2 separate regions of the Homo sapiens genome follow, and region 1 is linked to region 2. The links are chromatin contacts, found by Hi-C in ENCODE. All regions are on one chromosome and are shown on one strand. The core of a region is the stretch at or near the end of the contact, and the rest is flanking DNA. Distances in the headings are between cores, read along the strand shown.

Evidence for each region. A loop is a pair of places that touch in the nucleus more often than their neighbours do. Pooled maps may share reads with other maps.
Region 1: a loop to region 2 is called in a map of PC-9, with 2.2 times the contacts of the local background. The contact joins two enhancer-like sites. A Hi-C loop is called at or near these places in 1 of 168 maps with a recorded cell type or tissue (PC-9), 3 of 37 single-sample maps with no recorded cell type and 3 of 50 pooled maps.

What each region holds. Positions count from the first base shown.
Region 1 is chr4:152,849,033-152,851,993 of GRCh38, forward strand. The region is part of intron 2 of ARFIP1 (ARF interacting protein 1); the gene reads left to right. Among named protein-coding and RNA genes, the nearest start is that of ARFIP1, 71 kb to the left of the region's middle. RefSeq lists enhancers at 1,385-1,679, 1,566-2,224. Within about 2 kb of position 1,464, at least 11 of the 41 ENCODE cell types and tissues checked have a DNase peak (open chromatin) inside an H3K27ac peak, as active enhancers do.
Region 2 is chr4:152,459,293-152,461,992 of GRCh38, forward strand. The region is part of intron 2 of FBXW7 (F-box and WD repeat domain containing 7); the gene reads right to left. Among named protein-coding and RNA genes, the nearest start is that of MIR3140, 29 kb to the right of the region's middle. Within about 2 kb of position 1,384, at least 2 of the 41 ENCODE cell types and tissues checked have a DNase peak (open chromatin) inside an H3K27ac peak, as active enhancers do.

The DNA of each region.
Region 1 (2,961 bases), core at 214-2,713, 390 kb after region 2:
AACCCATACAAATCTAGATTCATTTTAATACTGTTTGCTTTTCAGCTATAGGCTATACTTTTAATACTATTACTACAAATTAAAATTTTAAGTATATTTTTAATATACACATACATTAAATTAATTCTGGATTGAGAGTCCTGTTGAAAATACAATTCATAATGAAAGGTTGAAGGCTTATCTGTCTTAATTATAATCTGAGAGTGTGCCCTTATTTATAAACAAAAGCTATTAGTAATATGTTTTTTTTTATTTCTTGGAGGAATTTTGTTGAAAATACAATTCATAATGAAAGGTTGAAGGCTTATCTGTCTTAAATTATAATCTGAGAGTGTGTCGTTATTTATAAACAAAAGCTATTAGGAATATGTCGTTTTTAAATTTTTTGAAGGAATTATTTTGAATGTAGATACATATAAATATTTCCACAGTGATAGTATGTGAATGAATTCAGTATTTCTTTGATGCAAGTTGGTACATGATTCAAGCTTTTGAACTACTTAGAATCTAGACTAAGTGGGTGAGGCCAAGAGGGTAGGCAGTGAACCACCAAAAGGTACTTGTAAGTTCTTGTTAAATATTGTTGAATGAATGGGAGAGAGGGAGAAAAGAAGATTGAAATTGTGTGTCTGTGGCAGGCAGGTGTGTGTGTGTATGGTGGTAAATGGAAAAAAATCAATAAAAATGTTAGATTTACTCTCTTGATTAGATGGAATAAGATACAGGAGGATATTGTGATCATAAAGTGAGTTATTAAACTTATTTAAAGTGAGAATCTAGAAGTGTTGCTTCCGAAGTGATGACAAGGTCTAAGAGTGGCAATTTGAGTTTAGGTTGCCTGAGTGGAATATGGGGTATGAAAGATGAAAGGCATTAGAAATGAAGATGTTAATGAAATCTGAGACTAAGGTGTAGATTGGGTTATACTAAGTCTAAAATGTCTTTTATCTGCCCTGACACTTTTTTGGCATGTTGTCCAACTACAGATTCCCAAACCTGATCCAGATTACCAATTTTACGCATTTCTGCAAGTATACGGAGGGAAAATAAAATCACATACCTTTACATATCATTATTACTATCCCCTGTCATTCTGCATCAGCATAGGTAGGCAGGCTCATGGAACAGATTTTAAGTGTTTTACAATTTATATTTTAAAATATAGCAACTTACTACCTACCATAACATTAGTGGACTGTATTTTTAATGATCGGTGAAAACTTTCAGCCTAGACAGCGAATATATCAGCTTGGAAGGAATTGCTAACTGAACATCTATAATCATTTCCTGAAAATGTGCCCACCAACATGCAAAAGGTTAGAAACACCCAGTTTAATGGTGAGAGTTAGGGATAAAGCAGAAGCCCTAGATGTGCCAAAGTCTTCAATAAATATTTGAAATTGACTGGAAAGAAGGTAGATGACAATGTTGAGGTGGGGACGAGGGCAGTGAGGAAGGTGACACACAGGAAACGGGGGGGTTGGGTAGGGGCAGAGTTGCACAAGAATGGAAAGCAGTTCTCTACAACAGTTCCTCAAAATAGACTAAGGATCGCCTGCATCAGAATCACCTGATTTCCTTGTTTTGAAATTCGGATTTCTGGGCTTCACATTCCAACTCAGTGAGAATCACCACACAGCTAAGAGCAATCTGCATTTTTAACAGGATCCTCAGGTGATTCCTACTGAAATTAAGGTTTGAGAACTGGTTGTTTAGAAGTACCAATAGAGAGTTTAGAAAATGCTGACCCTGCCTTCTAACAATAGAATATTGATAAGTAGAATGTTGGAAGATAATCAGTTTTATAAAACTCAAGATAATTGTGGAGAAGCAGAGAGGCCACTTAAGGGGGGTTAATAGTGTTACAGAACTGGGGATGTGGAGGCTGTTGTAATAATAGCTTTGCTTCTGGCAGATACTTTTTATAGACAGCTAACTGTTAAACTAACAAAGGAGATTTTAAATTAACAGAATTCATCAAACATTTAACATAAGTGTTTTAGTTTGTTTCTTTAAAAAATTTATTATGTAGATGCTTTGGAAGGTTTTGTCCCTTTTGAAGCATGAGATGTTACTGAGAAAATTTCTTGCCAAATGAAGTAATAGACACTCTGCTAGATGTCAAGAATACAAGTGGTGAACAAGATAGATAAGCTTCCTGATCTTAGCATATGGTCTTCGGAATGGGAAGAGAGGATATAGACAAATTAATTTTAATACCATGTGAAAAATGTTGTGCTAGGCCAAGTATAGCATGGTCTGAGTACTGGTGGGAGCATGGAAAGATTACCTGAGTGATTACTATATAAGCTGAGGTCTGAAGGATGACCTAGCCAGATAAAGGGTGAAAAATATTCTCATCAGAAGCAACTGTAACAACCCGAAGGAAGTGTGAGACCATAGAACTGGAAATTCATGTTGTTGGAATGGAGAATGTGAGGGCAGGTGTGTGAGAAATGAGGCTAGAGAGATAAGTAGATAGTAGATCCTGCAAAACCTTGAAAACCATATTGAAGAGTTTAGTCTTTACCTAAAAGGCAATGGAGAGCCACTAAATGCTATAAAAATGGGAGTGTCTCAGTTGGGTTCACATTTTAGAAAACTGTCTCTGTCTAGTTTGAAGAATTGATTGCGGGACTGACAGTACTAGAGACATGGGAAACAAGTTCAGTCATCAAGGGCAAAAGAGGAGTGAGACTTAGGACATTCTCAAGGATATATATTTTAAAACAAATTTACTGAACATTTTGTGTTCTTCATGTGTTGGTTTTACACTACAGTTCAAAAGTATTACCATGCTAAATTTTAAGTTCTAAACTTATGTTTTTAATGTCATAATTATAGTAACCTCTATTAAAATATGCAAAATGGAGACGTTATTTTTCACAGCTTTATGAAAGCTATTACTACAAATATTACTTTGTATTCTTTTAAAAGTACCTAAAATGTACAAAAATGTAT
Region 2 (2,700 bases), core at 134-2,633:
ATCAAGCTAATTCAATAAAACAGAGTACCCATTTTTACACTAGCTTCCACCTAGTAAACCAGATTTCATCACTACTCCATCTCTTTGGAGCAAATAAGATACTACAGTATCATAGCCAAATCAGCTACAACAGTAGCCATACTGTTGTATGTATACATACACAGAGCAAACTCAATAGTCATTCCAAGACTCTTTATAGACAGCAATTAATTCATACACCCAGGTGATCAATGGAGAGTCACATCACAGGCAGACTGCCCTTATATTCATACAGCAGCGACTCCAAACCAAGGGGTAGGGCAGGAAGTACACTAGTCCCCCACTTATCCACAGAGCATATGTTCCAGACCCCCCAGTGGATGCTTGAAACCACAGATAGAACCAAACTCTATATATACTATGTCTTTTCCTATACATATATACTTATTAGTTTAATCTGTAAATTGGGCAAAGTAAAAGATTAACAACAACAATAATAAAAAAGAACAATTATACTGTAATAAAGTTATATGAATGTGGTCTCTCAAAACATCTTATTGTGCTATAATCACCTATTTTCAGACCATGGATGACCACAGATAACCAAAATTGTGGAAAGCAAAACTGTGGATAAGGGGGACTACTATATATGAAATACAGAATAGCCAAATTCATAAAGACAGAAAGTAGATTAGACACTGCCAGAGACTCGGGGAAGGGAAATGGGAAATTACTGCTTAGTAGGTACAGAGTTTCTGTTTGGAATGATAGAAAAGTTCTGGAAAAAGTAGTAATGAACGAACAACACTGTGAATGCAACTGTGCCACCAAATTGTACAGCTAAAATGGCAAATTTTATTTTGTACATATTTTACCACATTTTTAAGTTTTTTAGAAACCTATTATACATTACTAAAATTAAACAATAACCTTAATGAGATATACCATGTTCATAAGTTAGAAGACTATTAACACGTTAATTTGTATGTCATTACATATTAAAAATTGTACAATATGTAAATTCCCAAACTCCATTATAAACCCAACAATACAGCATCATAATTTTTGCTTCAAGTCACAGGTACTTGTTTTTAAAATAAGGAAAAATATAGTTTATAAAAATTAGAGTAAATTATGTATTTACTAGTTTTGATGTTGATTTCCTCCTGTAGATGGTACTTGCCATCTGGTGCCATTTCCCTTGAAATTGATTCCTTTAGAAATGCTTGCAATGGTGGCTGGCTGGTGAAAATTTCCCAGTTTTGGTTTATCTGAACATGTATTTATTTTACCTTCACTTCTAGCTGAACACAGAATTCTTATTTGATAGCTTTTTGCCTTTCAGCTGAATATACCATATCCATGGCTAGAGGTCGCCATTGTTTCTGGTAAGATATTTCTGGCTACTTTCAAGAAATTCTCTGGTATTGAGCAATTTGACCACTTATGTGCTAACATCTGTTTTTTTGTGTGTGTTTATCCTGCTTGAAGTTTGCTGAGCTTCCTGGATATGTAAATTGATACTTTCCACCAAAGTTGTGGGGGTTTTCAGCCATTATTTATTCCCCATCTGAGACTCCATTTAGATGCATGTTCAAACATTGTATTACCCCAAAGGTCTCTCAAACTCTGCTTATTTTTCTCCATTCTTTCTCTTTCAAATAGATGACTTTTATTAATCTATCTTTAACTGATTCTTTTGCCATCTCCAAACAACTGTTTTGCTTGGCCGAGCACAGTGGCTCACGCCTGTAATCAAAGTACTTTGGGAGGCCAAGGTAGGCAGATCACCTGAGGTCGGGAGGGAGTTCAAGACCAGCCTGGCCAACATGGTGAGACCCTGTCTCTACTAAAAATACAAAAATTAGCCAGACATGTTGGTGCATGTCTGTAATCCCAGCTACTCAGGAGGCGGAGGTTGTGGTGAGCCGAGATCGCACCACTGCACTCCAGCCTGGGCGACGGAGCAAGACTCCACCACAAAATAAAATAAAATAAAATATAATATAAAAATTTCATTCCAGTTACTGATCTCAACCCTAAAATTCTCTTTTGCTTCTTCTTTACAGTATCTGTTTCTCTGTTTTGATCTCCTATCTATTCACTGAACAAGACTTTATTGTTTTTTATTGGCATTATTTTTTATTGCTGTACTGTAAATTTTATTATGTTTTTTCCCAACTATTTTTGATCCACGGTTGGTTGAATCTGCAAATGCAGAAACATGGAAACAGAGGGGTGACTGTATTTTTCTTTAATCCTTTGAACATAGGACTCCTTAAATTCTTCTGATTATATTTAGGGCTATTTTAAAGTCCTTGCTTGCTAAATCCAATATCTGGCTATACTTGGGGTTAATTTCTATTGAATGATTTTCTTTACCTGAAAATGAGTCATATTTCCACTTTATTTGCATATCTAATAATTTTTAGTTGAAAATACACATTGTAAATAGCAAGTTATAGCAACCAGATTTTGTCGCAATCTTTCAAAGGACCATTTGGTTTTCATGTTGTATGATTCTAATGGGCTCGTATGGACTCAAACTGCAAACTTCAGTAAGTCCTCACTTAATACCATCGATAGGTCTTGGAAACAGCAACTTGAAGCAAAACACAAACAGCAAGGTCCTTGAATACTGTCGTTTCCTTTAACACTGCTTTGTTATACAACTGATGAGAAAAAAATGTTCTGTTATACGTTGTTTCAGTTAAAGTCAGA